Linked DNA regions of Homo sapiens: region 2 is linked to region 1. A link is an interaction called in ENCODE POLR2A ChIA-PET data of the cell type or tissue named here. Cell type or tissue: endothelial cell of umbilical vein. All regions are shown on one strand. Each heading gives the region's core, and the rest is flanking DNA. Links, peaks and the distances in the headings are about the cores only. Region 1 overlaps MED13L (mediator complex subunit 13L). Region 2 overlaps MED13L (mediator complex subunit 13L).

Region 1 (16,750 bases), core at 3,311-11,310:
TCAGCCTCCCAAAGTGCTGGGATTACAGGCGTGAGCCACTCTTTTACTCTTTATAAAAGAGTAAAATTTCTTTTATAAAGGGAAAAAAAATCACAACAAGCAGAAGTGAAACAAGGCTAGGTGGAAATGAAAAAGAATTTAAAAGCTAAAGAATGAATATTTTAACTCAAAGTAAGTTTTAAATAATTTTAAAATAAGCAATGGAAATGAAAAACTGAGTAAGAGATAAAATGTAAACAGTAAAAATTGAAAAGGAGTTAATAAACTAGAGAATAATAATGAAGAATTTAACTAGAAAGTTGCAGAGGCAAAGAAGTTTTAAAGATATATTATGGAGGCCAGAAAACAAGGTTCAATGATATATTTAACAGCAGTTTCAGAACAAGCAAAGAGGCAATGAGAAAAGAAAAAATTACACTGAATCATATATTATCCAGATCAACAACATAACAAAGAAAATTATAACCTAATGGATAATCTAACTTTCAAGTAGCAAGAAAAAAAATTACTGGTTGAACTCATCTAGCTTAATTTTTAAATTATATTTTTTACTGTTGACCTCACTTTAGAGGGCCAAATTGTGTACAGAATACATGCTACCCAAGAACACCACAGAGGTCCTCTGGGTGTTTCCACAGAGCAAAATTGAAAACAGGGCCAATAAGTAAGGTGCAATTAACAAAAAAAAAAAAAGTCTGACTGGCCCAGTCTTCGGCTTCGGCTGCAACTTAATAGTCCTTTAAATTCAGTTTCTAACACCCAGAGAAATGACACATGAGATAAGAGTGCTTTCTTTCCAAAACGGTGGCAATAAAACTTGTGATTGGGGTAGAAGAGTACTAGAATAGTAGATTACAGAATTGAGTAACAGGATTTCTTGTTAACTAAAACCAAATATACAATCAAAAAGCAAACCTACTGCCATCAACACAATTTATTCAATCAGAAGTATCTTTTAACCTTTCTCTCCAAATTTAAAATAAATAGAAAAGTAATAATGCTGATAATTTAGGCTGCATTTATATTATAAAATTTTAACTCTCTTTTTGGTGGTCCAGCTGTGTCTACATAGCTTAAGAATCTGATGGTTTTATCTAAACTAGTTAAGACATACAGCTGGTTAAAGTTTTGTGTATTTTAGGGGCACTATCAGATTAATAAAAGTGCATTAATTTTAGCATTAGACAGACATGTCTTCAAAATTTGAAGGCATTTATATCTAGTTATATACTTAGTAATTCTTTTTGATGGGAATACATATCAATGGGAATCTTTCAAAGATATATAGTAGTTTGAACAGTAACCATATTAAGTCTGAAAACACAAACAATAAGACAGAACATCAGTTCAGTGTCTCTCTCTCAAGACAAAGCATACTCTTTGCTGGTGATAAACAGCACACTCACTTTACTTTAGTCTAAGCCTCCACCCACATAATCCTTAAAATTATATTAAGCTCCGGTGGATGAAAATACAGCAGCAGTCCTGCAGCCTAACTGCAAAGATGAAACCGTGTACTCGGCTGAAGGGCTGGTCTCCCTAACTAGCACGGTTCAGTCAGCATCTATCTGACAGCACAAGATACACAGCACACGCTTTCTTTAGTTATCTGTACATGTCAGTAGGACTCTGGCCCACTGCCATAAGGAACTCTATCTCTGTTCTCTGCTTTATCTCGTTGTCCATTCTTCAGTCATTTAGCACAACCACTACTTTATTTTCATCAGTAAGATGTTCTTCTGGGACACAAATGGGAGCTCCAACTGCTTCAAAAGCAGTTACTTGGCCAGGCGTGGTGGCTCACCCCTGTAATCCCAGCATTTTGGGAGGCCGAGGCGGGCGGATCACCTGAGGTCAGGAGTTCAAGACCAGCCTGACCAACATGGAGAAACTCCATCTCTACTAAAAATACAAAATTAGCCGGACATGGTGGCGCATGCCTATAATTTCAGCTACTCGGGAGGCTGAGGCAGGAGAATCATTGAACCCAGGATTCGGAGGTTGTGGTGAGCAGAGATTGTGCCATTGCACTCCAGCCTGGGCAATAAGAGTGAAACTCCGTCTCAAAAAAAGAAAAAAAGGAAAAAAAAAAAGCAGTTACTCACCAGCTGCTAGCTAAAAATCATGAAAATTAGAAAGCAACTCTTTATGATTTTTTAATCAAAGTAGTGTAACATTTTAAATTGGCATTTATCACCCAGCAATCCATTTCTTTTGTAGAAAGCCAAAAGAATTTTAACATGTTCATATAAAAGCAAGAATTTCCATTGAAAAGAAATTTTTACAGAGAACACTTATTTAGCAAACACCTATGAATGCACAAAGTCATTAACAATAATACCATCAATAGTGCTTATGTATGGCAGATAACCAAAACATGATGTTATTTGTTACTTTCCTTCCACACACCAAGAACCCAATAATTTTTACTGCATATATTACATATTTTAAGTACCAGAGAACTACAATGTAAAAAAAAATTCTTTTTAAAATATTTCATCTTTTCCTCCTGCTTAGGTCTCAACTGTACCATCCATCTTATATCACAAGCTGTCCTCACCCTACCTTTTTCTCCCCTGCTGACACAAAATTCTATTTCAAGCAACCCAAGGGTATTCAACATATCCCACACACATATCACATACTTTAAAAAAAATTTTTTTTCATGCCTTTCTTGTGTTTCCTGCTTAGAGTACCTTTTCCTTCCTTCTTTCCTGGTGAAATCTAACTCTTCTGTAAAGGCAGTAGTGCCGCCTACATTTGCAATACTTTCATCAATCCCAAACTGAATAAATTGCTGTCTCTTCTCTGACCCCCTACAGAAGTTTAGATGTGCCTCTTCACTGAGACTTCTCTGACAACTCCACTCATGGGGTCAAAGGAGCACAGTGTTTCTCCTGGGAAGCACTGCATCCTGACTATCAGTTAATGTTGCCATAACTTAACAGTTTTATAATTACATCTTTCTTAGTGTCCATCATCCTGCCTCTAACACCTCCCCTAGACTAAGAGCGCCATAAAGAAAGGGATCCAAGAAATTCCTCTTACAGATCTTATGACTTGCCCTCCACATAGTAAGCATGCAAAACCTATTTGATGAATAATAATAACACTGAATGGACACTCTTTAGGAGAAATAGTAAAATGAATTACAGCTGCAGCTTTGGAAAAAGATATAGATGCTAAGGAACCTAAGTCATTAAGTCTTAGTACATCAGAGTACAATTACACAAAGTTAATGTCTCCTGCTGCCTCTCTTTAAGGCCTGATTCCCACCCTCTCTGCCCCTAGGAACCACTAAAGTTTCTATGTCTACAGGTGGGCACACTGATTAGGGACTATAAAGTAGAGGTTACTATCTGACCCATTTAGAGAAAAAGTTACCATGTTCTTATTTGCTTGTTCTTTCTCCTTGCTCTGGGAATCTAATACTAGCCACCTCTGTGATTCCCTTTCCATTCTGGTCCCATTTTTTTTATCTTGTCTCTTCCATCTTCTGTCCAATATCAGTTTTTGCATGAGAGAGGTAGGCTATTTTATACAGTACTAGTCAGTCAGAGAAACACATTTTATTCTATGCAGTAAAGCAAGCTTTGATTTTAAGAGACTATGTAAACCCAATCTCAGCCATTTCTGCTTAAGAAAATCAAAAAGAGAGTTTACACAAAAGTGATACAGCACACTTCACGCACACTTTATTTTTATGTCAAATAGCTTCCTATTGCAATATCCTCATCTGCAAGAAACACTAAGTCCTTATTTAGGAATACTAAATTGTGTCACCCTTGAGGCTTATGCAAGCTTATCATCTGACTTTTAAACATTTTCTATCTCTTAGAAAATACTCTGATCAAATGCCTAGGTTTCTACTTTCAGTAAGCATGTAAAAGCATTAGCACTGATTGCCCTAAAGCACTTTCAGAAAAACAGTTCCCATTTGGTTAAACAGTCATCAAATTTTAAGACCAGGAATCCATACTTTTTAAATGCTACTTTTTTTTTTTAATTCAAACCTATATCAGGAAAAATCATTTTTTGGTCCAGTATCAAAATCTAATCTCCACCCCTCAAGAAATAAAGAAATCTATCTGCCTTAACACCATACTTCCAACATTTAAGAAGCCAATCAATTACAACTAATACCTTTATACACTAAAGAGCATCAGTCAGAAGGACAAATTTTCTCAGGAAAATAATTTCAAGTTCAAGGTTATATGAGCATTTTGGACGTCATACTGTTTTCCACGAAATATAATTTAAATCAGCAGAGAGCCAAAATACATTGTCATGGTTGAAATAAAAGGAGGAAAAGTCCGGGCGCCATGGCTCATGCCTGTAATCCTAGCACTCTGGATGGCCAAGGCAGGAGGATGCTTTTCAAAAAAAAAAAAAAAAGGAGAAGAAGAAGGAAAAAGCAAACATTATTTTAAATAGCCTGTTTTTTAAAAAATTACATGACTAAATTATCTTAGCAACATAAGATTTCTTTAATAAAGTACTACCAATCCCCTGCCTTTTTTTTAATTATCGCATTTCCTTCTTACCCCAGGAAAAAAGTAATAATGGCCACACTGCAGTCATTCAACATTTCCAAAGAACTTTTGTACTTTGTACAATGTTAACAATCTAGTGTACTATAGCCACCTTTCTCATCACACATTGCAAGACATTAATTATATTCACAATAAATTTTCACACTTACTAGTGAAATACCATTTGTAGTTCAAAATAATTTGAAACTTCAAGAAAAACAGGTGAGAAAAATAATCTTTCCTTTCAGGTCTAATTTGTGAAACTTTCAGAATTCATTCAATTAGCAATTGTTCAACTATTGTTGAATTACTTGACAGGGACTATGTTAAAAGTGCTAACAGAAGAATATGTACGTAAACTGTCCTCAATGAGCCTACACCCCACAAGGAGAGAAAAAACACAATAATCAAAGCGTTCTGGTGCATGAAACCAGCAGTAGTACACTAAGTCTATACTAAGCACACTTCAAAGACTTCAAAGACTCACTGTGCCTCAATTTATATTTTAATCAATAAATTTGAATTTTTTAATGATTAAAAATAGTTTATAAAATAAAAGCACTACGCAGCAAGTTAGATTTTTTTAATACAGGGCTAGAGAGGTAGAGAATATCATAATAATTCCTATGACATAGTAGATCGGGTAGCTTTTGTCTTTTTAACTTAAAACAAGAGGGATGGTGTAAGCAAAAGGGCACATCTTCTGGGTTAAAACAGATACAGATCAGATCTGGAGAGAGCAGGTTACAAAAGAAGAACAGTCATCCTCAAGATTACTTAGTAAATACCCATGCTGGCCTTGAAACCATGGGCAAAATTCCAGATTGTAAAAGAAAACTGACTGTACAAAGACTAGGATCAACTGAATATAAAAATACACATCCACTAGTATAATTTTAAAAAGCCCCCATGGGTTGTCATATGAGAGTATCTATCTTTACCCAAGTCTTAACTTTCTTTAAAGTCCTCTATCCCAAATTGAAAATATTATTTGAAAATGTTACACGAAGAAGTATACAAGAAAAGTCTTCTACAAGATTAGATCAGGTAAGCCTATGTACTGTAATACCATATAAATTTTGGTCATTAAGTCCATCCAAATAAGGGTTGTAATAATAAATGAAGAAACCCTGAGATGGATACATTTCCTTAACTAAAAAAGAAATTACAAGGATGAGAGAAAAAGAATAAAAATAGACATTAACCCCGAGAAATAAAAATGACACATGTAGATCAACATCATAAAACATTTGATTTTTAAAAATGGTGATCCAAATATTCAACAAATCTATAAGCTGTGTATAAAGAAAGGTAACTTATGTGCACAGTCAGCAGCATTATTAATGCATTTAATAACACATGTGAAGCAAAGGACATCAAGGAGGCAGGAGGCTTCAGGGGGATCTGTACAGGTGAGCTTTACCTCCCACAATTGTACAGAGTTTTAGGAGCACGTGTATGGGTGCTTTTTTTTCTAGGAGACCATCCAAAGCTTTCTGCAGGTCTTCAAATGGATGAATGATCTGAAAAACCTAAGAGCCATCCATATAAGACTATAAAGTTTCCAACATTACAAATATGTCTTTTTCTTGAAAATGAGCAATATAATACAGTAAGAAAATAAGTTCTAAAAAGAATTAGGTTAAGGGCAAGGTTAAAACAAGCTATCATCAAAACTCCATGAAAGTCTTTTTATGGCATTAAAGAAATATGCTTCATTCTCTTTGTAAGCTGTAAATTTGAAAATTTAAAGTTTTAGGAAACTAAACTAGCTTTACAAAACAGATGTTGCTGCCTATGCCATTTAATCAATTCAAGTCACATTCCTAGAAGACAATATAGCCATCTGATGAGTTCAGCGTCAATGGAATGAGCCAAATCCACACAACAGCATTTTACAAAAATAATCAGTGGTTTAAAGCAGGGCATGTGCAAAATTCCTGAAATAACACATACATAATTCACTGCCAAACTCAGATCAATTCAGAATCTGCAGAGGCAAGAAGCATTATTATGGCTCTGAAATCCATATTCAGTAAGGCTGTGTTCAGAAAGTTTCATTTCAATTTCAAGAAAATAAATGACTAGAGAAGCTCAATAATGATTTTGGCAGATATAAGTACCCTTCGTTCAAAGCAGAATCATTTTACAGAGCTTAAGATTTTTTAAAAGATAAAGAAAAACACCAATTTATAGGACCTAAGTCTTGAATTTAAGGATGAAATGTCATCAACTTGAGAAATATAACACTGTATCTACTCAAATATTATAGCTATCCAGACAACAGTTAGAGGCAAGAGAGTACAATGGAAATGGTTGAAAAAGCACAGCCTTATTAGAGATCAGTTAGAATTGCAATTCTAACTGCATCACCACCAAGCTGTATGACACTGAGCAAGTTACTTCATTGCCCCATGCCTCGGCTTACGCATTTTTAAATCTCCTGTGGCTGTGATGCACAAGGAACTCCCCTCTCTCTAAAATCCACCAACCCTTAACCTTCTTCCCCTGACAGCCTCTGGGGTTCTTCACGGTCAGCGTCTCCCCACAGATTCACTCAAGTCTTTCTATTCAATAAGGCTTCAGAAAAATTAAAAACTGCTTCTCACAAAAGGCTTAGGAGAAAATGCAAAGTTAGAAGAATCTCAAAAATGTAAGAAAATCTGGCAAATGAAGAATACAAGAGAAATCACAAAGTTTTACAAAAGCACTCCTGTTCTTACCAGAACTCAATACCTGGAAGGCAGATGAATGGGCTTTGCTAAAACTTTTCAGATTTATTTTATGCTTGCTTGCCACAGAAACCAACACTGGACCTTTTAGTCTGAATTTCCTCATCTACAAAAACAGCGGGACCAAATTAAATCAGCGTTCTTCAAACTGTATTCCTCTGAACTCTCGAGTTTCATCAAAGTGCCTCAGAGACCTCAAGACAAATGTCTCCACACCATCTTCAGGCAGGAATGTTAACAGTTTTCTATATGAGGGTTCCATGTAAGATTCGGTTTTACAAGTTTTGCTTATAAAAGGCTTGCAAATGTTTACAAAATAAATAGGCCTTAAACTTGTAACATTCTGTACATGTAATATCATCACTTTGTGGTGGTGTTTATTTTTCTCTACTTGATGCTAGAAACAGTAACTTTTCTGAAGCTTTTGTTTTAAAAGGTGTTTTGTTTTGTGTTTTTTTTTTTGAAATAAACATAAAAATAAAAATAAAAAAACAGTCCAGTGCTAGAGCTGGTGGTAAAAGTGAAGACATATAAGGAAAGACTAGTGTAAGTTACCACAAAAGACAAGAGTGAGGCTGGGCGCAGTGGCTCACACCTGTAATCCAAGCACTTTGGGAGACCGAAGTGGGCAAATCACCTAAGGTCAGGAGTTCGAGACCAGCCTGGCCAACATGGCGAAACCCCATCTCTACTAAATATACAAAAATTATCCGGGCATGGTGGCAGGCGCCTGTAGTCCCAGCTACTCAGGAGATTGAGGCAGGGAGAACTGCTTGAACCCAGGAGGCAGAGGTTGCAGTGAGCCGAGATCACGCCACTGCACTCCAGCCTGGGCAATAGAGTGAGACTCCATCTCAAAAAAACACAAAAAGAAAAAGACAAGAGTGAAAAGTCATCGAGGAATCACTCAGACTTACGAATTGAATCAGTTAACTATATGCTTAGTTAGAAACAATAAAAACCCATTGCACAAATATTTTTGGTGAATAGGCTAGCCAGAGCAAAAATTTTATTTTATGGAAGAAAATTACATGTCGTAATGGTATCTGCAAAAGTGGGACTTTCAGAAGGCTTCAATATGCATTTCTTTGAAATGCCAGTGGTGGGCATACCACAATAGCTACTGATCTGCTTCCAAAAGTCAACCTAACTCAAAGTTTCTGCACATGAACCACAATCTAGCAATCTTTCTACTTTGAGAGAGAACAAAATTTTCTTTCTACTTTTGAGAGAGAACAAAATTCTAGATTACGGACCATAATCTATCAATCTTTCTACTTTGAGAGAGAACAAAATTTATCAGAACCTAGCCTTCCATAAAACTCCAGTGATTCAGACCAGCTGCTCAGGAGTCAGGAGCTGCCAGACGTAAACTGAATTGCTGTATTCCATGACTGCTATCAGCTAGGAGTAGCTACTACGCAGGAAGAACTTGTAAGAACTTTCCTGGCTAGCAAAAGACTGCTTGCTGTCTCAGTACCCATGCTGTAGGCAGTTCATGGCAATTCTTACAACAATCCTATTTTTCAGCGTAGATGGATGTTCTAATTCCTAAATTATAAACCTTTCACCAACTGCCTTTCTTCTAGTATGTGTTCTGGTGTTTGCTGTCATGACTTTTAATATAATGCCTTGTCTCATTCCCCACTATAAGTTCCTCTAGTTGCTATCTGGTCATTCTTGATCTCACTCTCCATTATATGTGTCCTCCTTTGGTCTACCCCTATCTTGTTCTGACCCACTGTTTTCCCTAGACCTGGCTCCTGCCCTTTATCCTAAACCTACCTTGTCTTGTCTGTAGATCCCTATCTGTAGATATAGAGATACTTAGGTATTATTATTATCTTATTTTCTTAAGCTAACCTGGCCAGAGTTTTCAGAATTGGCAAAGAATAAGATGTGTTCCCTTTCAGAATTTATAAAATGGCTAATATAAAAGAAGAATAATATCGCTGCCAAGAAAAAGCAGCAGTGTAGTGTCAGTGGTGATCACAGCTGGGACAAATACTGCTTCTTTGCTGTCTCCTCTGGTGGCTACCTAGAACACCATAAACCCTTTCTTCCAACTGTACATGGCCTCCTACTTACTCAACTACTCATGTGGCTTGCCTTCTGGGACACACAAATTCATCTTCATACTGTCGCCAAATCCTAACCAGAACTCAGAAAATGGTGAACAAAAACGGTGCCTATTAAAGAGAAAGAGAAGTCAGATTTTATCCTTATCCATTTGCTCTAGGAGCTCTGATGGCAAAAGCACTTCAAAACACCAGTTAACTATGTATTCCAACAATACACGATAAATGAGATGGCACTTCAAAAAGAGGTGCTGTAATACAAATTTTTTTCAAGTCGTGTTTTTTTTAACGTTTTTCCTAGCTTTTTTACACTCAATGAGACTCAAACAGAACTAGTCCTCTTCTCATCAGCTACTTGGGACCAAAGACATAAGTTCTTATTAGAAGATTCCTTCCCTCACCACCCCATAAAAGAAGCACAATGGTCCACTCCCTACAATAATCACCTTCTCAACTGTTCTACCATTAAAAAAAAAAAACAAAGGAAGAGAAAAAAAAAAAAAAAAAGGAAAGTCTTTTAAAAAGAAGAGCTAAGTCCTTTTCCTCCCTACTGTTTTTGGCCAGAGGGAGGGAGAAACTGAGCTATCAGTCCATTCAGAAGAAAATGGGTTACAAACAGAATGATTAAAAAAGGTATATTTTGGTAAATGGCCACCAATCTAATCCATTTGAATGATTCCAATTATTTTCCTACCTTATCCTTTCATTCAGATCTATCTTCTGCCATTCCTGGAGCTTGAGAAAGCAGTTAACACTTCCCGCTCTGAGGAAATGAAAGCCGCCTCACCACTGCGATAATCATAACCATACATATTAACTTCTTCATTAAAATATATTTAATATAAATACAGCAGTTTCTGCTGTGAAAACTTTACAATGCACTGCATAACTAAAAACTTGTTTTTTTTTTTTTTTTGCTTCCTTTGTATAAAGAAAACAAAGTGGCAATGATTAATTGGACAAAACTAAGAAACCTACCAAACTTTTGGGAATTAACTTCAGCGGATATAGAGATACTTAAGTATTATTACCTTTTTTTTTTTTTTTTTTTTTTTTGAGATGGAGTCCCACTCTGTCACCCAGGCTGGAGTACAGTGGCGTGATCTTGGCTCACTGCGACCTCCTCCTCCTGGGTTCAAGCAGTTCTCCTGCCTCAGCCTCCTAAGTAGCTGGGACTACAGGCATACACCTCCACACCCAGCTAATTTCTGTATTTTTAGTAGAGACGGTGTTTCACCGTGTTGGCCAGGCTAGTCTCGAACTCCTGACCTCAGGTGATCCACTTAGGTATTATTATATTTCAGAAGCTGTCAAACCATAGGAACATCTAAAACCTTACCTTAAGCACAAGCTAACAAAGCCAAACTGTTACTAATTCCTTCCAGTGAAGGAATGATACTTCTTCAAATGTGAGCCAGAAGTAAAGTTATTTACACCAATACATTTAAGAACTATCAGTTTCATGAATGAACATCTATCAGTGAAGAAGGATAAAGAAAAGTTATAGACGGGGAAAAAAAGGTAACAATATACAAAATTAGCAAGCCAAAGGGCTGTTGAGGAAAAACAGCAAGTAGCCTTTTTTTTTCAAACACCTGTCCTCCTCTTATTATTAAATCTAGGAATCCAGAGCATTAAAAAGTTACCAAAGCACTGATATACAACTGAGTATCTGTTTCTATTTAAACATACTGAAAGAAGATAAAACGCTAAAATAATCTGCATTCTCTACAGAGTTCACTGTTTACAAGTTAAATAACAAAACATTAACTTCTTTATGCCTTGTTTTGTAGATTTGACTTTGGAACTACACTTCATAATTATAAAATGATTAACTTTTTTTTATATATCCCCCCCAAAACTCCAAAATAAGATGAAACAAAAGCACCTCACTGTGTAACCAGTTGGTGACAAAAACCACAGAGAGGAATTATTCTGAGTGACTTTAAAGCATAGTAAAGGCACATTCATAACAAAATATACACTAAGAACAAAGAAAATCTCTAGGTATACGAATACAGTCATATGCCGCCATGATGACGTTTCAGTCAACAGATGGACCACACAGATGATGGTGGTCCCATAATATAATAAAACTGAATTTTTACTGCACCTTTTTTTTTTTTGGTAAGATTTTTTACAGAGATGGGGTCTCCCCATGTTGCCCAAACTGGTCTCAAACTCATGGGCTCGAAAGATTCTCCTGCCTCACCCTCCCAAAATGCTGGGATTACACATGTGAGCCACCGTTCCTTGCTTTTTCTATGTTTAGGTATGTTCGGAAACACAAACACTTACCATTGTGTTATACCTGCCTACAGAATTCAGTGCAATAACATGCTGTAGCCTACAAGCTACATAAAGCCCAGATGTATATAGTAGGCTATACTGTCTGTGTTTGTGTAAGCAAACTCTGTTGTTCACACAATGATGACATCACCTAAAGAGGCATTTCTCAGAGGCATTAAGCGACACATTGCTGTATTTCAATAACAGACAACAACAAAAAAAGAGTTAGCATTTCTAGTAATATTGATGGCAGTGTTGTTATTCTAAGAGTGCTGTATTTATATCATGGGATAAAGCAAATAAAAAAATTATGTTGAGCATCAGCAGTTTGGGCATGGGAAAAAGAAGATACAGACAGATATAAGAATGATATTAAGTAAAAACCTTGTAGTCCTGAACTTGAATTGCCAAGTATCAGTATGAATTACTATGTAATTTATGTTTTAAAAAAAGAAAAAAAAAAAGACATGCGTCTAAGTCTGTTCACTGAAAAGGCCTAAAAGGTATGAGTAAGTTAGTAGCAATAGGAATCCTCAGTGCTCAGATTGTGGTCTCTAAATACTATGCCCCAACTAAAGGAACTATAATTCCTTAGCAAAATGGGCTAATTCCAAATCTGGAGCATAAAATGTTCAAGATAAGAAGGGAACATGTTGTCATACCAAAAAGCAAGGAGGGTATCAGTGACTAGTTAAGAGTCGTGTCAAAACTACTCGGAGGTCACCTTGAATAGGTTTCCACTGGACAAAGATAGAAAATTTAAACATCGAGAAGGATAACAGGCTGGACGCAGTGGCTCACTCCTGTAATCCCAGCACTTTGGGAGGCCGAGACAGGAGGATCACCTGAGTTCAGGAGTTTGAGACCAGCCTGGCTAACACGGTGAAACCCGGTTTCTACTAAAAATACAAAAAAATTAGCCAGGTATGGTGGTGGGCGCCTGTAATCCCAGCTACTCTGGAGGCTGCGCAGGAGAATCACTTGAACTCAGGAGGTGGAGGTTGCAGTGAGCTGAGATCGTGCCATTGCACTCCAGCTTGGGCAACAAGAGCAAAACTCCGTCTCAAAACAAAAGGATAACAACTGCAATAAATTGAAACACAGTTTGTTTTAATCCACGAGTTCACGATAATATTCAAAAATAGGAACTCACAGGTCATCTTTGGAGCAACAGTTAACTATCACCCCATAGGGGAAAGTTAACGTAGATACATCTCCCTGAAAACCTTTCTTCAAATGCTATTTAAATCACACCTGTCATTTCAATAACTCAAGTAAGATTCAACTGTTCTACTCACAGCAGAAAGAGGATAAAACTAATTCAAATATTCTATATAAAGAAAAAAGCATCTGGCTGGATATAGTGGTTCATGTCTATAATCCCAACACTTTGGGGGACTGAGGCAGGAACACTGCTTGAGGCTGGGAGTTCAAAACCAGCCTTGGCAACATAGCAAGATCCTGTCCCTACCAAAAATCATTTTTTTAATTAGCCACGCATGGTGGTGTGCACCTGTGGTCTAGCTACTTCGGAGGCTGAGATGTGAGGATCACTTGAGCCCCAGAGTTTGAGGTGTCACAGTAAGCTATGACTGTGCCACTGTACTCCAGCCTGGGTGACAGAGCGAGACCCTGTCTCTAAGAAAAAATAAATAAAGCACCAGGGAAAAAAAAGGAAATACTACTATCTGATTCAAAGTATGAGGTAAAAAATGGAAATATTAAAGCCCCCCATCAAGCCTTCATTTGTATTTTATGCATTTCAATTAATATATCTTTATAAATATATTTTGATGAAATAAAATGCACCTATGCAAAAATCATCAATGATTATGAGGCATGCTCGGAGCCTAATGGTTTTTTAAATTGCCAACAGTTTAGGTACCACTACCTGTGGACTTTAAATGTTGCACGTACATTATAGAGACAGCTAGCTATGACGTTTGATTCCTAAGAAAAACTACAAACCAAGGAGGTGTACCTCAGTATTCAACATCCTTAAAGAATTTCCACTTTGGATTAAATGAGACCCCTAAGGCCATGATGAGGAAATATTTTTAAATTATATCCAGAAAAATCACATGTGCTAGAACATATATCCCTTCATGCCTTTGTTTTTTAAAATAGATGACTATTACAACTGTGACACATTCTCAATCTCTGGCCCTTTCTGATGCCTTGACCCAGTAACCATTACCATTCCACACTTCTCTGAAGCAATGCCGTGAAAATCATGGCTCTTCACTCAGTTTACATATTCTAACCCATCTGTCCTCTTCTATGCTTTCCTTCCTAAGTATTTTCCTTATTATTCTTTATTGCTTCCTACCAAATGCTGAGGGAGTGGTCAGATAACTATTAGAGCCCAACCCTCTACCACAGTGAGATCTGTTTCAGAAATACTTGGAAGTCCCAAGGCAAAAATAAACCAAGATGACACTTTCTCAAATGATACAGAGCCCTCAAACTTTGGTAAAGCCCAGAAGACTTCCAAGTGGTCCTATTCTGCTCTGTCTTACCCTATTCTTCCAAGCGGTCCTAACCTAGCATAAGTTAGGATTCAAGATTTAACCATGGCTTAACCAAAATTGGGCTTCCTCTTGAAATATTCTTCTAAAAGTTCTAAGAAAGTTAACCATTTCTCCCTTAAATTTTTCTAATGTTTTGGGCAGTCAATTCCCACAAACTAGACTAAGCCCATTTAAGGGAAAACAATTCAAGACCAATTCAGCTGCCCTCCCTTCCCACTGCAACTTACATATGACAAGAGATAAAACATTGTGGGAAAGGGGCAGGCAGAAAAGTCTTAATGGTTATACTCAGTTAGCAGAGGCACCCTGAAATGATTTCTAATCACTACAACAGTACACAGATATTCTCTAAACTATATTCAGAGGATCTGAATCTTCAGTGAAATCATTGCAGGACGGAGTATCAACTGGACTATACGTCTGGATCTGCAGCTACATTCAAGAAAAGTCAACTGCTTTGAAACGTTGCCACAATTACATTCTTAAAGGAAATCAGAAAAACCACTAAGCAAATGGTATGCATAATATTGTTACTTCTCTCAAACCTCTGAGAGCATTTAATAAATGTTTGTTGAATGAATCGCTTTATTTCGTGGAATACATATGGTATCTCATAAGCATTCTGTTTAACACCTCCCTAAAACTTGAAAGAAAAAAAACCAGCCCAAAAGCAACCGCAGAACGTAACCTATATATATATATATATATATATATATATATATTTCTATAGTGGTATCAGAGAGCCCTAAAATCCAACCACATGCCTTCGGGGAAAATGCATTATGATCTGTACAGCACCTAACATTAATCCTACAAATATACTACACAAAAGCAATAAAGAATTCCAAAATCCAAAACTGGTACAATTAATCTATCACTCTTATTTTAGCACGCAAGCAGAAACGTGCCAAAATAAGGCTGCCTGAGTTTAGGGAAAATGTAAGTAGTAAACTGGTATGATAATGAATAAAGAAACTTCTAAATAAAGCTAATGAAAGTGGAGCAGCATTTATAAATGAAAGCTCACCAGGAGACACTGAAAAGCACTCTCATGGTTTACCACCTGAAGCTATCAACTTGAAAAGCCTGCAAAAAGGAACAAAACTAGTTTCCAACCACAATGAATAAACTCGCCACCATATCAAAAAGGAAGAAAGGAGATGAAGAGGGAGGAAAGGACTACAAAGAGATCTAGGGAAACTTCGTGACACTCTAATTATGCCGCTAGCCAGAAGAAAACTTCCCACTGCACTTCTGCTCAATGATCTTCTGTTAGAAGACCTTTAGTCCCTTTTCTTACGATGGTGCCCAAAGTGGCCTTTCGGACCTTTCCAACCATTGCTGAAACCTAGACCAGCACTGTCCAACAAGGCAGCCTCTAGCCATATGTAGCTACTGAGCACCTGAAATGTGTTCTGACACCAGGGATCTGAATTTTTCATTTTATTTAATTTTAATTAACTTAAACAGCCACATGTGATAAGTGGCTACCATACTGAATACTGCAACTTGAGAGTCAAAGTCCCTGTCATTTTATTACTGAAGGCAGTTTTGCTGACCAAAAAAAAAATGCACCTTTAAGACAAAAAGGTGGCTGATTCTGCCTCAGAGGGGCCTGAACTCAAGAGAAAACAAAACAACACAAACCTTTCTTCAAGGGCATTTCTAAACTAAGTATCGGCCTACAAGGCTCCTAAATACTAGAAGATATATCCTGAAACTGCCTGATTTATACTTTAGGGCAGCTGAATTTGGGAGTCAGAAATAATTTTTATAATATGCAAGATAAACGTTAAGTGACAAAAAAAACAGGATGGAAAAATAAACCTAGAAAGTTCAAAGATTTTGCTTAAATTTCCTTACAAATAAAAGCAACTACTCATCACAAGTCCCAAATACCTCTCTACATTTGTAAAGCTGTCCACTTCTTAAGTATACTGCTGCCTGTATCATTTTAATCCTCGATTCCATTCCATTTAACACTTTTGTTAGATATGTCTCTGCTGGGTAGCACTTTCTAATAGCATTGTGACATATTACTAAGGCTGTAAAGCAACATGAGAGTAGGCATATAGTACTGTAGTTTAATAAATAACTATTAAAATAAGTTGAAATAATGAAAAAAACATTTTGAAAGTTATTAAACTACATATATCACATTTTTTTCTGAGAAAACCAAATCCACCAAATAATCATATTACAGTAAGTCCTCACTTAATACTGTTGATAGGTTTTTGAAAACTGCAAAAGTGAAATAACATATAACAAAATCAGGTTTTTTTCCTCATCCATGTTACAACAGAACATTGAAGGAAAGGACGTTATTCAAGAACCTGCTATATGTCATTTCACTTAAAGTCACAGTTTCACTGTATACCTTTGTAATTAAAATTTTAAGTTAGTGTATAATATCCTCTTAGAAACAAACCCATGAGATTAAGTTGTTAACTATTAAAAATGATAATTAAGTTAATTTTCATAAATGGTAAGGGTTGATAGTATTATTATTTTCCTGTTTGAATAAAAGTAACTCAAGAATAACAGCCTCTCTCACATGAAATCAATAAATCTTCTGAGCATCAGAGAAT
Region 2 (16,750 bases), core at 3,292-11,291, 81 kb before region 1:
AGTATGAATTAGGATAGAGCAAGCAAGCCAGCACAGTACTGTAGAAAGGATACACATCAATAGAACTGAGTTCAAAAATTGAGCCACAAATTCATTTTTTTTAATTCAACAAAGGTGCCAAGGCAATTCAGTCAATTCAGTAAAGGAAGAAAAGAAAAAGAACCTCAAACCATATAGAAAAAGTAACTCAAAATGAGATCACAGACCTGAACGCAAAACCTAAATCTAGTATTTCTAAAAATACATAGGAGATAAATTTTGGGAGCTTAGGGTAGGCAAAGATTTCTTAGATATGACACCAAAAGCATGATCCATAAAAGAAAAACTGATAAACAGAGTTTCATCAAAATGAAGAACTTTGGCTCTTCAAAAAATATGGGAAAGTTATGTTAAGCTATGGAAAAGACATGCCACAGATGGGGAATAAACAGTTACAAATCACATATCTGACAAGGACTTGTATTCAGAATACGTTACTTTTTTTTTTAATCTCAAAACTTAACTACCAAAAAAAAACAATTTTTTAAATGGGCAAAAGATTTGAACAGACGGTTCACCAAGTAAGACTAGATGAATAGCAAATAAGTATATGAAAAAGTGCTCAACACCTCATTAGTCATTAGGGAAATGTAAATTAAAATCACAATGAAACTTCATTATCCATTAAAATGGCTTAAAAGAAAAACTGACAATTCTACGTGCTGATTAACATATAGAATACAGTAGCCAGAACTGTCATATACTGCTGGTTGGAATGCAAAAACAGCACAGCCACTTTGGAAAAGTTGCCTTTGGCGATATTTTGTAAAGTTAAACATACATTTACCATACAACCCAATATCCCGTTGTAATATGACAATATCCCGTCGTAATATTGTGAAACACATATTTGGTCCTGTTTCCTGACATACAGCTCCTAAAATCCTTGAAATGTCTAGAGGGCTAAGAATGGTTTTTGTACACTAGTGGCTAAAGAAATGACAGGTGGCCTAGATAGCCTCAGGATGAGGGCTGATTATCAGGGAAATAATCATGTGACCAGAGGGTTAGAACTTTCTATCTCAGCCCCCTATTCCCCAACCCCCACCCTGACTTCTAGGGAGAAGCGCTGAAAGTTGAGTTGATCACTAATGGACAATTAACAATGATTTAATGAATCAAACCTACATGATTATATAACGAAGCTTTCATAAAAACCCAAAAAGACTGAGTTCTGAGAGCTTCAAAATAACTGGACACATGGAGGTTCTTGGAGGGTGGCGCACTCAGAGAAGGCATGGAAGCTCCTGCCCCTCTCTACATAACCTGCCCTATGCATCTCTTCCATTTGGCTGTTCTCTGTACCCTTTGTAATAAACCAGTAAACATAAGTAAAGTTTTCCCCTGAGTTCTGTGAGCCATTCTAGCAAATTAACAGAACCCAAGGAGGGGGCTGTGGGAACCCCAGATTTATAGCCAATTGGTCAGAAGCTTTGGAGGTCCAGACTTACTCCTGGCATCTGAAGTCCCACAGTCCTGTGGGACTAAGCCCTCAACCTGTAAGATGGGATGCTATCCCCAGGTAGACAGTGTCAGAATTGAATTGAATTAGAGGACACCCAGCTGGTGTCCCCTGCAAAACTGATTAATTACCTGATGTAGGGGAAACACCTGCTCTCCACCTCTGCAACATTTGGTCACAGAAGTGTTTTGTGTTGTGAGAGTACATGAGAAAAAGAGTTTGTTTTTCCCTAGAACCTTACATCCTTCTAGGTATATACTCAAGTTTGGAGGATGTAAGGTTCTAGGAAAAAACGAACTCTTTTTCTCCTACTGTACTCTCACAACACAAAACAAACTACAGCAAATGTATATAGTAGTTGTATTTGTAAATGCCAAAAACTGGAAACCATCCAAATGTCTCTCAACAGTGGGAAAAACAATGAAATATCTATACAATGGGCTACTACTCAGAAATAAAAAGGAACTTCCAATACAAGAAAAAATATGGATGAATCTCATTATGCTAAGTAAAAAGAAGCCATACTCAGACTATGTGCTGTATGATTCATTCATATGTCATTCTCGCAAAAGGCAAATTTAAGGTACTGTAAACTTCTCAATGGTTTCCAGGGATGGAGGTGGTGAGACAGGTTGATACCAAAGGGACACCGGAAATTTGAGGGGTGATGCCCCCCACTCTATATCTTGATTATAGTGGCAGTTACATACCTGCATACATTTGTGCAAACGCGCAGAAATATTATTTACTAAATAATGTATTATTTACTAAATATGGTAAACTTTACTCACAATCTTTTACTGTTCTAAATTACGAAAACTCATTTTACCATTGGGCCAAGTTTCTAGACTTAAGCCATCATGAATATGCTAATATTGACCTCTTTATTTTCTTAGTATTGTAATCAAAAGGACTCCTACTCTAAATTTATATATAAAAAGCATTCTCTAAATCCAAAAGATATGGTATTTATGTGATTAACCTCCATTCATAAAGTATTAAAAACAAAAAAAAAAAGTTTGAGTAATTAACAAGGAAATTCAGACTGAAGTAACTGTTCCTAGAGCCCAATGTACCAGTTATATTCTTCACTTCATATCAAACACTGTATATAATGCAAATGTAACAAAATATAAACATCTTAAGGCATTTTTTTAATTTTTTGAGACAGGGTCTCGCTCTTTCACCCAGGCTAGAGTGCAGTTACATGATCACAGCTCACTGCAGCCTCGACCTCCCAGCCTCAAGCAATCCTCCTACCTAAGTCTCCCCACTTTCTGGGAGTTACAGGCATAGGCCACCATGCCCAGTTACTTTTTAATTTTTTTGTAGAGATGGGGTCTTACCATGTTGCCCAGGCTGCTCTTGAATCCCTGAGCTCAAGTGATCCTTCTGCCTCAGACTCCCAAAGTGCTGGGATTACAGGTGTCAGCCACTGCACGCAGTCAAAATTTTTATTTTTTAAATGCTAAAAATTATTTTGAAAAATAATTATATGGTCATTCTCATCTGTTCTTTTATATTCTGTAAGTATATAACATAAATTAACATAAAGTTTGGGCACTAAGTTAATATAAAATAGGAAAGTAGTAATACAAAATAAAACAAATCATACTATATTAAGCCCTTGTCTAAGGAAAGTGTACTAAAGCTTAGAAAACAATAGAAAATTATAAATTATAAGTTAACAAACAAAATTTAAATATAAATCAGTAGATAATTTAAAAAGCATTCAGTGTTTGGATTTAAATTTCCTATGTCTTAGATATTGCATTGAAAATTACATACTAAAGATTCAAGAATAATCAATTTATCATAAAAAATTATAAGCCAATAACCACTCTAATAAATACTATCAATTTAGGCTATGAAATTAAGGATAATGCATTAATTTGCTGACCCTTTCAATTTACTATCACTAACAAATGCATTTGTCAAACAGAATGTAAATCAGACCATCCTTTTTTTCTCATGATCAGAGTTTCCAGAAATACAGGAGCAGCATATGTTTCAATAAATCCCTAAAATTTCAAAATAAGTTAAATCTGCAAAGACATGCTTGGAATCTAATAACAGATAATTTGATCAACATTAACTAGACAACACTACTTGACCGTGTTATGTGTCAAGCACCAGGCTAAGAACTAGGAATGCTCTCAAAAAGCTAACACATGTATGTGCAAACCACTCGGAAGCAAAAATTATTTTGAAACTTTGCAGAATAGCTACTAGCATAAAATGTCTTAAATTTTAAATTAACAATTAAATAACATATAATCAAGGTTGGTTTTCTATCCAGAAAACAATCATTCTTGTTTTATTTTATGTGCCAAGCTTTGAATTAGGCACTACATATAAATGGGGAGGTGGGGAGACTACTCACCACCACACTATGAGACATCTGGCACACTTCTGTCACTCAGTGTCGGGCTTCTTCATTATCACTATCATTAAGAGTCCTAATTGGGATCAAATATAATCACCCCTAACGGAAACTAAAAATACTGATTCTCTCTTTTCCATCCTCCCCTACAGTGTGGACAAGGACATACATTCTAACCCCTACCAGATGCTCCTGGTCGACACCTTTGACTCTGAATCCAGGGACAAAAAGAAAGCCGATGGAGATATCTTTCTGACAGCTCTAGGAACAGAGGCTTCAAGATCAAGTTTTTGGTGCTAAAGTAGCAGAGGTACCACAGCATCTAGTGCTTGGTGGTAGCTAGCAGTACCTTTCTCATTGAACCAGTTCTGTAGCGCCGATTGTAAAAGTGCCAAATAGTTGGATACCCAATATTCTTTTAATCAACTCCTTTTCTTAGTTTGAAGCTAAGAACTCTGATGAATACAGTTGATTCTAATCTCCATTTTATACATGAGAAAACTAACACTTAATCTTAAGAAGGCACAGTGCCTTACACCTGTAATCCTATCACTTTGGAAGATCAAGTGGTAGGATTGCAAGGCTCCAGCTCTTAAAAAAACTTTAAAAACTTAGCTGAATTTGGTGGCACGGGCCTGCAGTCCTAGCTTCCTGGGAGGCTGAGGCAGAAGGCTCACTTGAGTCAAAGAGTTTGAGGCTGCAGTAAGCTATGATGGCATGCCACTGTACTCCAGCCTAGGCAAGAGAGAAAGACCCCATATCTTTAAAAAAAAAAAAAAAAAAAAAAAAAAAAAATATATATATATATATATATATATGAAACTTGTCCAAAGTCACATAACTAAGAAGTCTTAAGAATTTGTAGTCAAACTGAGCTACAGTCAGCAGCATACAGGGATCAAATGCTTTTACACCTACTGTTACAAATAATAAATATATTAATCATTCCATTAACTGAATTCCTCAAGGGGAAGCAATTTATTTTCATAGCTGCTGTGGCTAGAACTTCTCGGATATTCATAAACATGCATAGAGTTGACTTGATTATGTATATTTCAAAATGTCATTGAAATTAGCACCAATCTAAAATTTCCTCACATCTACTTAAAGAGGATTAGTGGTACAGATGGGATTCATATCCAAATGTTCTGACTCTGACACCCATGCTCTTTCCCCTACACAACACTTAGTGTTAAGCAAATCCACTCACTCAACCCTTCTTTAACCATTCTTTTATTCTTAGCACTGGGTAGAAAGGCAATGTTAACACTGAAGTTAAATTTTCCTTTGGTTCCAAAATTTGGACCTAAAATTAATGTGTTCTAGTTACATGTTAACTTTTTCAAAGGCTAAGTCAGACAAAACCACATTTTGGCTTCTTTAAATAATCTCTCTTTCTCTCTCTCTCTCTCTCTCTCTCTCTCTCTCTCTCTCACACACACACACACACACACACACACACACACACACACACACAGAGTAAGATTTTCTTCAGGGGAAAATACATAAAGAGGGACAGAGTAGTTAGCCTACGTTTCTACAAATGAAATGCATTCTCCCTTTCAAGGTAGACTGAGAAGAAAAACGACTACCAAAAAGTCTATAAGAAAGTCCTATCTTTATGAAACCTACAATCTCTCCACGGCATGCTGTCTCCATTCCAAAAGAAAAAAAAATAAAAAACAGGAAAAAAAGCCTTTCTAATTCTTTTGATCTTTCCAGTTTCTATTTAAATGCTTATAATACCTTAAGAATATAAAGTAGCAAAAAGACTATCTCTATAGACTATGTTTATAAGTCTAATTATGCATAATGGGAGAATTTTCCTAAAATTTTGTTGGTCTCAAAAGAACCAAGAGATCTAAAATGCATGTAAAATAAATGAGTGACAACAGTCAATCAAAACAAGGAATTTCTAAATTAAAACATTCTCCTGCTGTTATTTTGTCTATTACAGCCAGATTAAAAACTAAAACTAAGTACTACTACAGCTGCCTATTTACAAAGAAAAACTATTTTGGCACTAAAGTTATCTCACTTAAATTATAAAAGCTATAATCAGAATGTGTTTACGTTGCTGTTATTCAACCTTTTTTAATACAGTTATCCTCATAATCAAATATTTAAACTGCAAAAGTAGTATATAAATGTTTTTTAACAGAAAAGACAGTGTTTATAAAGGAAAAGTTTTAAATAGTAGTAATTACTGCTTAGTGCCCAAATAATTTTTCAAATCCCCATCAATTGCAATATAACTTCTTTCAACTTCACCAAACATGACTCCTTACAGAATTAATAAGCTTATTTGAAAGAAAAAACATAGAAAAGGTTCAGGGAGAAAAAAAGTCAATATGGCAAAATATCAAAGCAGCATATACTTCAATGATTTTGTGTTTTCCAGCAGAGATCTTGGAAAGATATCCCTTCCAATTCCATAAATGAAACTGACATACTTTACTTGAAGGGGAAAAAAAAATGGGAGGAGGGAGAATGGAATAGGGTAGGGAGGAGCATAAAGATTGTGAAACCTTGAAGAAATTCAAGCTCATGCTTTTAGAATTCAGGTCACCCAGCCTTACACAGTTTAAAAGTAGAATTACTTTCAAAGAATACATATTTCCTCTGAGCTATGATACATATTTCCTTTTAATGTATCATATTGCAGCAACAGCTGAAATGAACGTCTAGACATCAAAAACACTTCTTACTCCCACCTACTGCTTTTTTACCTCAGGCATCAAAACTAATGAAACCTATTATCCAGAACATTGAGTTCAGCAACGGCATTGGCCACTGCAAATATTGGAGGTGGGGGAAGGGCACTTTCAGGGATGGCACTTCTTATTCAGCCGTTAAAATTGTTGAAAATCAAATTTCACTCGAAACTCCAGAAACACAAGTAAAGGAAGGCACAGGAAACAAGTACATTGTTTCCCAGTTAGATTTCAGTAACTAACGGCTAAAGATAGCATAGCTCTGAATCCAAGGTTTATCATTTGCCCACTGCCTTTGTTTTCAATTTCTACCTCAAACATATAAAACGCATCGTAGTGTTTAAAAAAAAAAATCTTCTGAATTATTAAATCTACTTCCAAAAACTACACTAATCAGATATTACAACAAGGAAACATGTATCCACTTAATCTAACTGCAGCAAATGAAGGATACCAAGATAAATAAACGATTTTGAAGTATCTGCTTTCTTAAAAACTGACTTACCAAAGAAACTCAGTAACAAAGGAGCACAATGCTACATTAATTATGAAATATAGCACTTCACACATAAAAAAATCCAATGACTTACAACACTACACCACCACTGACTGATCAATTTATGCTGCCATCAGTTGCCTGGTAGAATCTATATTTGAAGTCATTAATAACTAAATGGACTTATTACTTATATCAACTTCAACCTATTTAGAGCTCTGATTTCTTGAATTGCTCATGAGTGTAAAATATTCAGTATCACTTAACAAATCTATGTTGGAAATGGATTGTAACCTTCCCGATGTCAATTCATCAAACAAATAAGAATCATGGATAGAAGATACATACTAAAACGTTCCATTTATTTCAAACTATTTGCAACCTTAAGTGATTACAAATATTGATAATATTTGGCAGACAGAAGCACAATTGCGATTCAAAATTTTAACAGTGTACTATCTTCCTAAGGAATCAGCATGGGTTCTCTGCCAGTTGCAGGATAACCAGAATTTTAATGACAGTTTCTACACAGCATTGTAGCAGTTGAGACACGACCCAAGTTAGCATTTCAATGGATCACAAGACTCCCTGTAAAGCCAGCAAACTTTAAATTGAAGGAAACCATAAAACTAAATTTCGAGATAAACTGTACAAGGCCTTCAAAAGACAACTGCTACAGAAAACAGGCTGCAATGTTACTTTAATAGCTGCACACTGAAAAAGAAATCTTGCACAATGGCTGTTATTGACTTCTCAAAACCAAATTTGTCCCCATTTGCTACTTCTTCCAAATATTTTTTAAAATGATTACCATTTTTAACCTTTAAAATGATTAACATGCTCTTAATATGCTCTAGAATGCATAAACAAGGGTCCAGAAGGATTAAAATTAACAGTTATCTCTGCTAGAATAATGATTGTTTTCTCCTTTACCTCTTTGAGTATTTTCCAGATTTCATGACAGGCATTACTTTTATAAGCTTACATCATATTTGAAATAAATTTTTAAAATAAGGATCCTATATTAAACAAGGCTGTATGTTCAGAAATTACAAGGAAAACCAATATTTTTAAAACAGGAATCATCACAAGATAAATTTTGAGACGGAAAAGCAGACATGTGATTCAGTTAGAACATATACATTTAAATTCATCATTGCTACAAATAAACATTTTATAAACTTCCTCTAGGACAATGATTTTAATAAAGATGAGTCAACTACTGATTTCAACATTAGCACAATTGAGAAGTAAAAATTTAAAATATTTCCTTCCACTCTTCAGACACAAACTAATTTGAATAAAAAACACACGCACATGCACACACACGTGCACACAGAAGCTTGCTACTAAAATTCTGACAGGGCAAGTCCCCAAATTGCCTTTTACACTAAAGCTCAAACAGTTGTCTGTCACTGCTATTACTATGAGTAATCCTTGCAGCTGTAACTGTTTGAAATGCAGCTGTCTCGTTGGCATTCTCTCCCCACCCCCAGCCATGCAGCATTTCTGTTCTTGCTACAATAATCTTAAAGAGCATTTTACAGGAGGCTTAGCCCTGGCTGAGGGCACTCTACGGCGTGACCGAGAGAACATGGAAACACGATTCATTAGACACGCCTGGAGTGATAACAATGGTGCTGCTTCTTACTGCCTTTCATTTCGTACATCAGGCTGAGACTAATGCATTCTCGTTACACAACAAGCACATTTATAGACAGGGGAAAACTGTAATCACCTTTGATTAAGAGACAGCATATTTTTCCTATATGAGCTGCCAGCCATACTGACATAGTAATTATTTTTTAACTGACAGGTTAAAATAGCAAATGTAGCAAAAATAACATCTGCAGAGAGAGAGAGAAAGACGAGAGAGAGAGAGAGAGAGAGAGAGAGACAGAGACAGAGAGAGACAGAGAGAGACAGAGAGAGACAGAGACTGACTGACTACTGTGAAGACTTGGTGCACAAAGGTTTCTTTAGACCAAACTCAGTGCCATCTCCTTGAGACCTGATGGGTACCTTGGCTTTTATTTCAGCTTGACAGTCTATGGCAAATATTGCAGAAAGACTCTTACAGAAATTCATTCTATAAATCCAATTTTTTGGAGGCAGAAATTACAAAATTATTTTTGTCACTGAAACAGTAATGACTATTGGTCTACCTTCTTTCCACTTCTTTCACTATAGGACTAGAAAATTCAACAGTAGTATCCTTTTTTCCATTATCTTACAACAAAATAATTTGTTCTCTTCACTTTGTTATCTACTTTTACTAGATAATAATTTGTTTTCCTTAATATAAAATGCTACTCCAAGACAGAAAAAAAACTGCTTTCTACTATACCACAGTTTATAAAATGTAACTTTGGTTAAAAACAAGAATGTAGAATAATTAGATCAGTCTATCATTTCACTTAACGCCCATCAATCCCTGCACCTGGTGAAGGTTTTAACTGTAAATATAAAGGCCCTAATTTAAATTAGAAAAAAGTCATAAGCCACATTATACTGACAACATATAAAGTCAGTTTTCTTAAGGAATTTTAAAAAGTGAACCACCTTTCCATACACACAAATGCAATCTTCTGTTGGTTTACACATGTGTGTTGCTGGGTTGTAGTTTATAGAGAATTTGGTAGTTGACAGGAAAAAAATATTTGTCATAAATTGAAAGATCATAGTTAAACCAAAATATTGGAAAATACTTTTTCAAAGTTAGCAGTCTGTACAATTAAGCAATTAAAAAGTCTCTTTTTTAAGCTTTCTACAACACTATTGATTTTTACACTAAGAATGTGCTACAAAATAAAACAATTTGCACATGTGAAAATTTGTTAAGACAGAAAAGAAAACTAACCAATAATAAAAAAAAGTTAAGTCTGGTTCACAAAACTTTGAAACCTGTAATAGCTTTTCAAAAAATAATTATGTAGCCAGGCAATGTGGCAGGAGCCCATAATCCCAGCTATTCAGGCTGCTGAGGTGGGAGGACACATGAGCCCGGAAATTCAAGGCCAGCCTGGGCACTACAGTGTGATCCCATCTCAATCAATCAATCAATCAATGCAAACGGTTATGTACATACAACAAACAAATTTTTGTAAAACAGCAAAATGCTTTAATAATTTTAAATAGTAGGATTTTAGAGTTTTCTGACCTGTGCTACCACAGCAGGTTAGAAACTAGAAAATGTGTAGCCTAACTCTGATATGTCTATAAATGGACCACTGAACACTAATGTGCACTTAAACACAGTGTATTTTGAAGAGAAGTTTTTATGTGTCCCACACAATTTTAGAATTACACAAGCTTAAAATTTTCATCATCTGAAATCAAACAATGAGTCTTATTACAGAAGATAACATCTATACAATTTCTACTGTCGGTGCCCAATCCATGTCTCTCTTATTTTGGTTTTCTGTACTGTGTGAAGTCATGACTCCCCCAAAACTAATCAAATTACTTCTGCATACTTTCCCTGTTTGTCTTCTTTTTGGAAAAGACAAAGTTAATCATCAGTATAAAACATGTCACCACACATTAAAAATTTTTATTTTAAAAACATTTCAGTTTAAATGTATTCTTAGTAATCAGAACATTTTACTTTCATAAACAACTATGGTTTACATATGAATTTCTGTTACAATTATCTGGCTCTTAATAGAATCACAAATTATTATTCTCAACTTTTAAAAGACAGAATGTACAATTCTCCCCTTGTGTCTTCAAAATTAATTTGTTTATGAATGCAAAAACAACCTATTGGAAAGCAATAAAAGTTTCTCAAAACTTTTAAGTTAAAATATATCCAGGAAAAGTTGTCATTATCCAAAACTTAAGCCAAGAAGTTTCCAACTCATAAGCAAAAAATTTATAAATGACCTAAACACACCAACACTGCCAATATTTTTACTTCATGTTGGTGTTTCAACTCTACAAGATTCCTTTGCATTAACAAGTCAATATGAAAACTGCAAGTCCTTTAGGAAATAAAGGTCAGTTATTTACAGTCGCAGTGGTGTGAATGAGTTCAATCCTATGTTCTTTCGAAATCTGGCTAGAATGGCATTTTGGTTGCAAAGTTAAGTAACACCGTTGTTTTGGATAGGGCACAGTCTGGAGTAGGGCAGGCCTGGGCGGCTCCCATAACACAAGGTGCAGTGGTTTCTTCCTGTGGTCCTTGGAGTACTAGAGTCCTGTGCAAGAGCCCCAGTGAGTCCCTCTGGCCCTTTCCATCTCCAGTCTCAACCAGGACAGCTGCAGTTTTATCCAGTTGTAGTTTTAGCCATTATAACTTAGGAAGTTCTACAGAGAGCTCACTTGAAAAGGTATTACAAATAAATACAAAGAGTTTGCAAAGAGGATAGAATTTGCAAATTACCAGAAAAGTTGAAAGAATAAATCAAACCAAAAACCCAAAAAGCCTGAGCCACTGGGCAATGCTAACACTTCACTGGCTCTGTTGCTTCTTTTATAGTTATCTTTACTTTCTTTGAGATTCTTTCCCACTCATATTGCATAATTCTAACAAACTGCACTAGAATGTGGGAAAGCCTTCCAAGACAGATTCTGAGGATTTTAAATGTTTATAAAGTGAAGTCCTAACCAATCTACCCCTTCTAGTTACAAAACCCAGGACCCAAACCAACACTGGTCAAGCATTACAGACTAAATCAGTTTGATAGGCAGGCCTTAGAATCTACCCACCATTCAGAATAGATTTTTCATAGGTTAAAAAATATATATATTTTCCAAATAATTAACTTACAAATTATCTTTTGAAACATAGGCTATCAATAGTTTGTCAACTGGTGCTTGAGTATATTAATTCTTCTTTCCATAGTTTAAATACCAGCTATTAAAAAGCATAACAATAAAAGTTACTTTATCACTTTAAAAGACAGAGTTTTGATAGTGATGGAGCTCTCAGAAAGATTTTTGGTTGCCTGTAGTATTTCTTGGGAGCTATATTAGATCTGTTATATAATAATTCATTTCTTTTGTATGAAATTTTGTTTGTTATAACTCATAATTTAAAAACATTTTTTCAATTCCGATTCAAAAACGAAAAATACATATGAGATAATAGGTTAAAAGTTCAACTGTATATACATCATGATCTCAACTTTTCAGATGTGTGCTTAAATATCTGTAATGGAATAAACAAAAATTATAATTACTATAAATCTTTACCCAAACTTTTTATACTAAATTTTAAATATAAGTACCCCTATGTAGTCCGTTAAACAGTTACTACTCTAACTAAAATATAGATATATTCAAAGGCAATATTACCCACTCAGAATAACTCAGCAGTTCAGATGATAAAGAAAATAACCTAAAGAAACAGTAAACATAAAACAGCTGTTTGGACAGAAGATATACTAACACTTTGTAAAGTACAGAAATTGTCATCCCGTTTCTTTTACAATCCAGCTTCATCAAGAAGCAAAGCTTTTTAAACTAGTCTCCCTGCTTTCACTCAAAGCACCTGAAGTCCATTATTCATGAGAGCCAAAGTAATCTTTTTCAAACCTTAAGTCACATCGTAGCATCCTGCCTCTTAAAGCCTTATTTTAATGGCTTCTCATGGAATTAATAATCTATTTAATAAGCTCCTTACCATGGCCTACAAGGCTCCACCTGATCAAACCTCTGTCTACCTCTTCCAACACCCTCTGTGTACTCATTTCAACAGCACTGGCCTTCTTTTTTCCAACAAAGTGAGCTCAAGACATCTGACTTCCTTTTCCTGTATCTGGCTGTCTCCTCCAAGCGGCATTCCCTACCTGACCCTCTAATGGAAAGTAGTCCTGTCCCAGTCAGTCACTTTCTCATCTATTGCTTTGTAGCAGACAACTGTAAGAAATTATTCATTTACTACTTGTCTTCTCACCCACAAAGAAGAATGTCAGCACGATATGTACAAGGGCAATGTCAATCCTTGTGTGCTTACTATACTGCAAAGAACCTTCCACAGAGAAAAACATTGTGACCCTGAGGAAAACATTCAAAGTGGAGCAAAATGCAACCTAATATGATTCTAAGGATTTTTATACTACGCAAAATAGCCAAACAGACACGTTTATAAAAGGCTTAGCTTTTCTTCCTACTGACAATTGAAGGCTCTTACTTGAACCCTTGATAATCAACAAGATTAGAATGACTAATGAAGGGTATTCTTGAGGAAAAAAAAAAACAAGAAAATAAATTAAAATACCACAATAAACTCACAATGTAAAGTAGTTACTGTCATGAAGTGGGTCTCCTAAGAGTTTAATGTTTTAAAATCAGGCAACTTTAACTTATAAAACTTCTATCCCAATAAGAAACATTTAGAAATGGAATTAACTCTTTATTCTCTTTCCTATGCATAATTCATTCTACTTATCAACTCTATAGGCTATTACTACAGATGATAGCTCTTAATCACTATAAATTTACAATGTCCTATCAGTCGTGTTCATTATATCTGAAATAACAAAATAAAGTTACACAGTTATGGAGTGATATTAAATTAAATTCATATTACATATTGATGTAAGTGCATGTAAACAAGAATAGGGCATATGTGTTCCATGTTCCATTCTATTAGGTACAATGAGCTAAGGTCCCTACAGTATTTATCATAAGCCACATCTACAAAGGTTGAGGAATCTTTTATTTTCCCTTGAAGAATGAGGGGGAACATAATGCAAAAAAAAATAAAAGTGGAAAAATGCTGTAGCAGCATTTTTGTGGACGTTTTAGTAATTTTATATTATTTTCTTCCTGGAAAATCAGCTTCCATATAATTATTCTCAAGTATCTCTGGCTTATTCATACACCATATTTTTGTGATTGTTTCTCACCAATTTTTAAAACAGAATTATTTTTAATAAAGTATAACTCAAGGCTGGGCATGGTGGCTCATGCCTGTAATCCCAGCACTTTGGGAGGCCGAGGCAGGTGGATAAAAATATTTATCATCTATTTGAGGATAACCCAAATATTATACTCTGAGACAGATTACTAAAAATCCCATTTTCAGGAGAGTTATTAAAATGAAGGTGAAGAGAGAAGAAACTGAAATACAATGGCTCTTTTAAATCAGCTAGACAACTATTCACTATTCGTATTCATTTTGTATCCTTCAGTCTAGAAAAAGCAAGGCCCTTTTTAACTTTCAATTAGTCATACACTGTCCTGTTTATTTTTTCTCTAGCCATTTTGCCCCTTTGGAGGTGAACGTAAATTAAATCAAAGACATATAACACACAGACACTAATTTGGGAGTGGATTTTTGCCTACCCAAACCAGACATTACGCCTTGGCAAGGGAGCAGCTCTGTATAAATAAGACTATTCACAAGATAGAAATGATCAGCACAGGCCGGGCACGGTGGCTCACGCCTGTAATCCCAGCACTCTGGGAGGCCAAGGTGGGCGGATCACCCAAGGTCAGGAGTTCGAGACCAGCCTGGCCAACATAGTGAAACCCCATCTCTACTAAAAATACAAAAATTAGCTGTACATGGTGGCGCGTGCCTGTAGTCTCAGCTACTCTGGAGGCTGAGGCAGGAGAATCACTTGAAACAGGGAGGTGGAGGTTGTAGTGAGCCGAGATCGTGCCACGGCACTCCAGCCTGGGCAACAGAGTGAGACTCAGTCTCAAAAAAAAAAAAAAGAAAGAAAGAAAGAAAGAAAGAATGAAATGATCAGCACATATCCATTTACCTCAAGAGTAGTCACCAAAACTTCAAAGTGCCATTAAGAACAGCATCAATGCTTTTGTCTAAAAGATCTCAGAGGCTCTATAACAGACCCTTGATATCATAAACATTCATGACTTTCCAGGAAACCAACAGGTTTCTTAAACTCACAAAAAACTGCCTAAACATTTTTGATTAACTATGAAAATCATACTCTCCTTTGAAAGTGATCATACTTGTATAAATTTAAGAAAAAAAATCTTGGCCACACTGGAATAACATAAAAATGTTTTATACTTGCTTTACTTTAGTTCAGGTTAAGAATGACTATTTTAAAAATAAAACTCTCCAGATTGTGCAGCTTCAATTTTCCACTGCTCATTTTCTATGACAATCTGACCAAGAATTCCCCACAGCCACCCGCTAGGAGGGGAAAGAAAAGCTGATACCCTAAAACCTCATTCAAGAAAAATAAGCATCTCTGACAACATGTCTAGTTTTTCCAAAAATATTAATGAAAAGGTAACGGTATCATAAACTGAAAGGCTGTTTTAGAAATGAGCAAGTCAAGCTTGACAAAAGGCCAAAAAGGACTTTCTGGAAAGAATGATAAGCATCTTGGAATCTCACTTCTCTCACACACTGAGCTCCAATCTGCAGCCTTTTCCCTTCAAGCCAATGCACTTGATGGGTGTGATAACAGATGGATCATTGTATCTGCCAACTTCCTGTGATGTACTGTATGGGGACTGATAATTTAGTGACTACAGAAGTTCTACAACAGACAATGCAAGCAATACTGGCATTCAGTAAGTAGCTGCATGCAGTCCTCTAACAGCCTGTAGGTGTTGAATATATGTGGATTATTGTACAATATAAGCTCTGAACAAGTATCTAAGCCATTTAAAAAAAAAAAACCTTAAAACTGAGCAAGCTAAGAATTAACTAGAAAAATAAACAGGAAGGAACAAGTATATCTTATGTTCAAAGTGACATTTTCACTTAAACACACATGAAAAAGCTTTGAACAATGTATGTTTTATTAAAGTTTTATAAGCAGGTTAACATAGAAAAATACATGTATATTTTAAAAGTATACATTGTGGGCTTGGTTTTCAGGCTTCACAATCTGAAGTTACAACAACCAAAAAATGTCTCCAACCATTGCCAAATGTCCTCTGGGGGGTAAAAAATCTCTCCTGTTGAGAACCACTGAAGAAGACAGTCTAAAGTTCCACTAGTTCAATTCTAATGCTTATTTTGGAGAGAAAGGAAGGATTATAAGGAAAGGAGATTGTTTATTTATGGAAATTATACACAAAATAATCAAACATAATCCATATTGTATGTGCCAGCTAAGCACATATTATAATACTAAACAGAGGAAAGGCTGTATCAAGATTCAGCACGCAAACTGTTCACCAGGTTGCACAGCAAATTGGAAAGGCAACCTCCATTAACCAGCATAAGTATGCTTACTTCTCTTTGCAAAACAGAAAAAAATTCACAGCTCTGCCACAACACTGTGTACAAATGATACTAAAGGTACTTCCTTCTCAAATCCTCATCAAATAAACTCTGCATTACGCTGGGCACAATGTCCAGAACTGTCATCTTTAACAGACGTTACGATGAAACTCTCTAGGTTTTAGGTTCTGGTTAAAAAAGAACCTTCACATTTATGTATATACATATGTTTTTGTGTGCATGTATCATTCAAAATCCCATTGCAATCACATTTTAGAAATAGCAGTACCAAGGCTGGGCACACCTGTAATCCCAGCACTTTGGGAGGCCAAGGAAGGCAGATCGCTTCAGCTCAGGAGCTCAAGACCAGCCTGGGCAACATGGCAAAACCTTATCTCTACCAGAAATACAAAAAAGTTAGCTGGGAGTGGTGGCACACGCCTGTAGTCTCAGCTTACTCAGAAGGCTAAGGTGGGAGAATCACTTGAGCCTAGGT

The links. Peaks named below come from ENCODE experiments on the same cell type or tissue, not always from the same donor. Only the 100,000 strongest peaks of a DNase experiment are listed, where the experiment ranks them.
Region 2: POLR2A ChIA-PET joins it to region 1 with 14 read pairs; 7 of 35 experiments call an interaction of 5 or more read pairs at or near these places.

The regions. Positions count from the first base shown.
Region 1 is chr12:116,195,701-116,212,450 of GRCh38, forward strand. The region is part of intron 2 of MED13L (mediator complex subunit 13L); the gene reads right to left. Among named protein-coding and RNA genes, the nearest start is that of MIR620, 55 kb to the left of the region's middle. RefSeq lists an enhancer at 1,484-1,778 and a silencer at 1,484-1,778. In endothelial cell of umbilical vein, for the core only: no CTCF peak of the experiment used is centred there; no DNase peak of the experiment used is centred there.
Region 2 is chr12:116,115,161-116,131,910 of GRCh38, forward strand. The region is part of intron 2 of MED13L (mediator complex subunit 13L); the gene reads right to left. Among named protein-coding and RNA genes, the nearest start is that of MIR620, 25 kb to the right of the region's middle. RefSeq lists a silencer at 15,344-15,638 and an enhancer at 16,344-16,750. In endothelial cell of umbilical vein, for the core only: no CTCF peak of the experiment used is centred there; DNase peaks (open chromatin) are centred at 6,621 and 8,631; H3K4me3 peaks cover 406 bases; H3K27ac peaks cover 1,819 bases.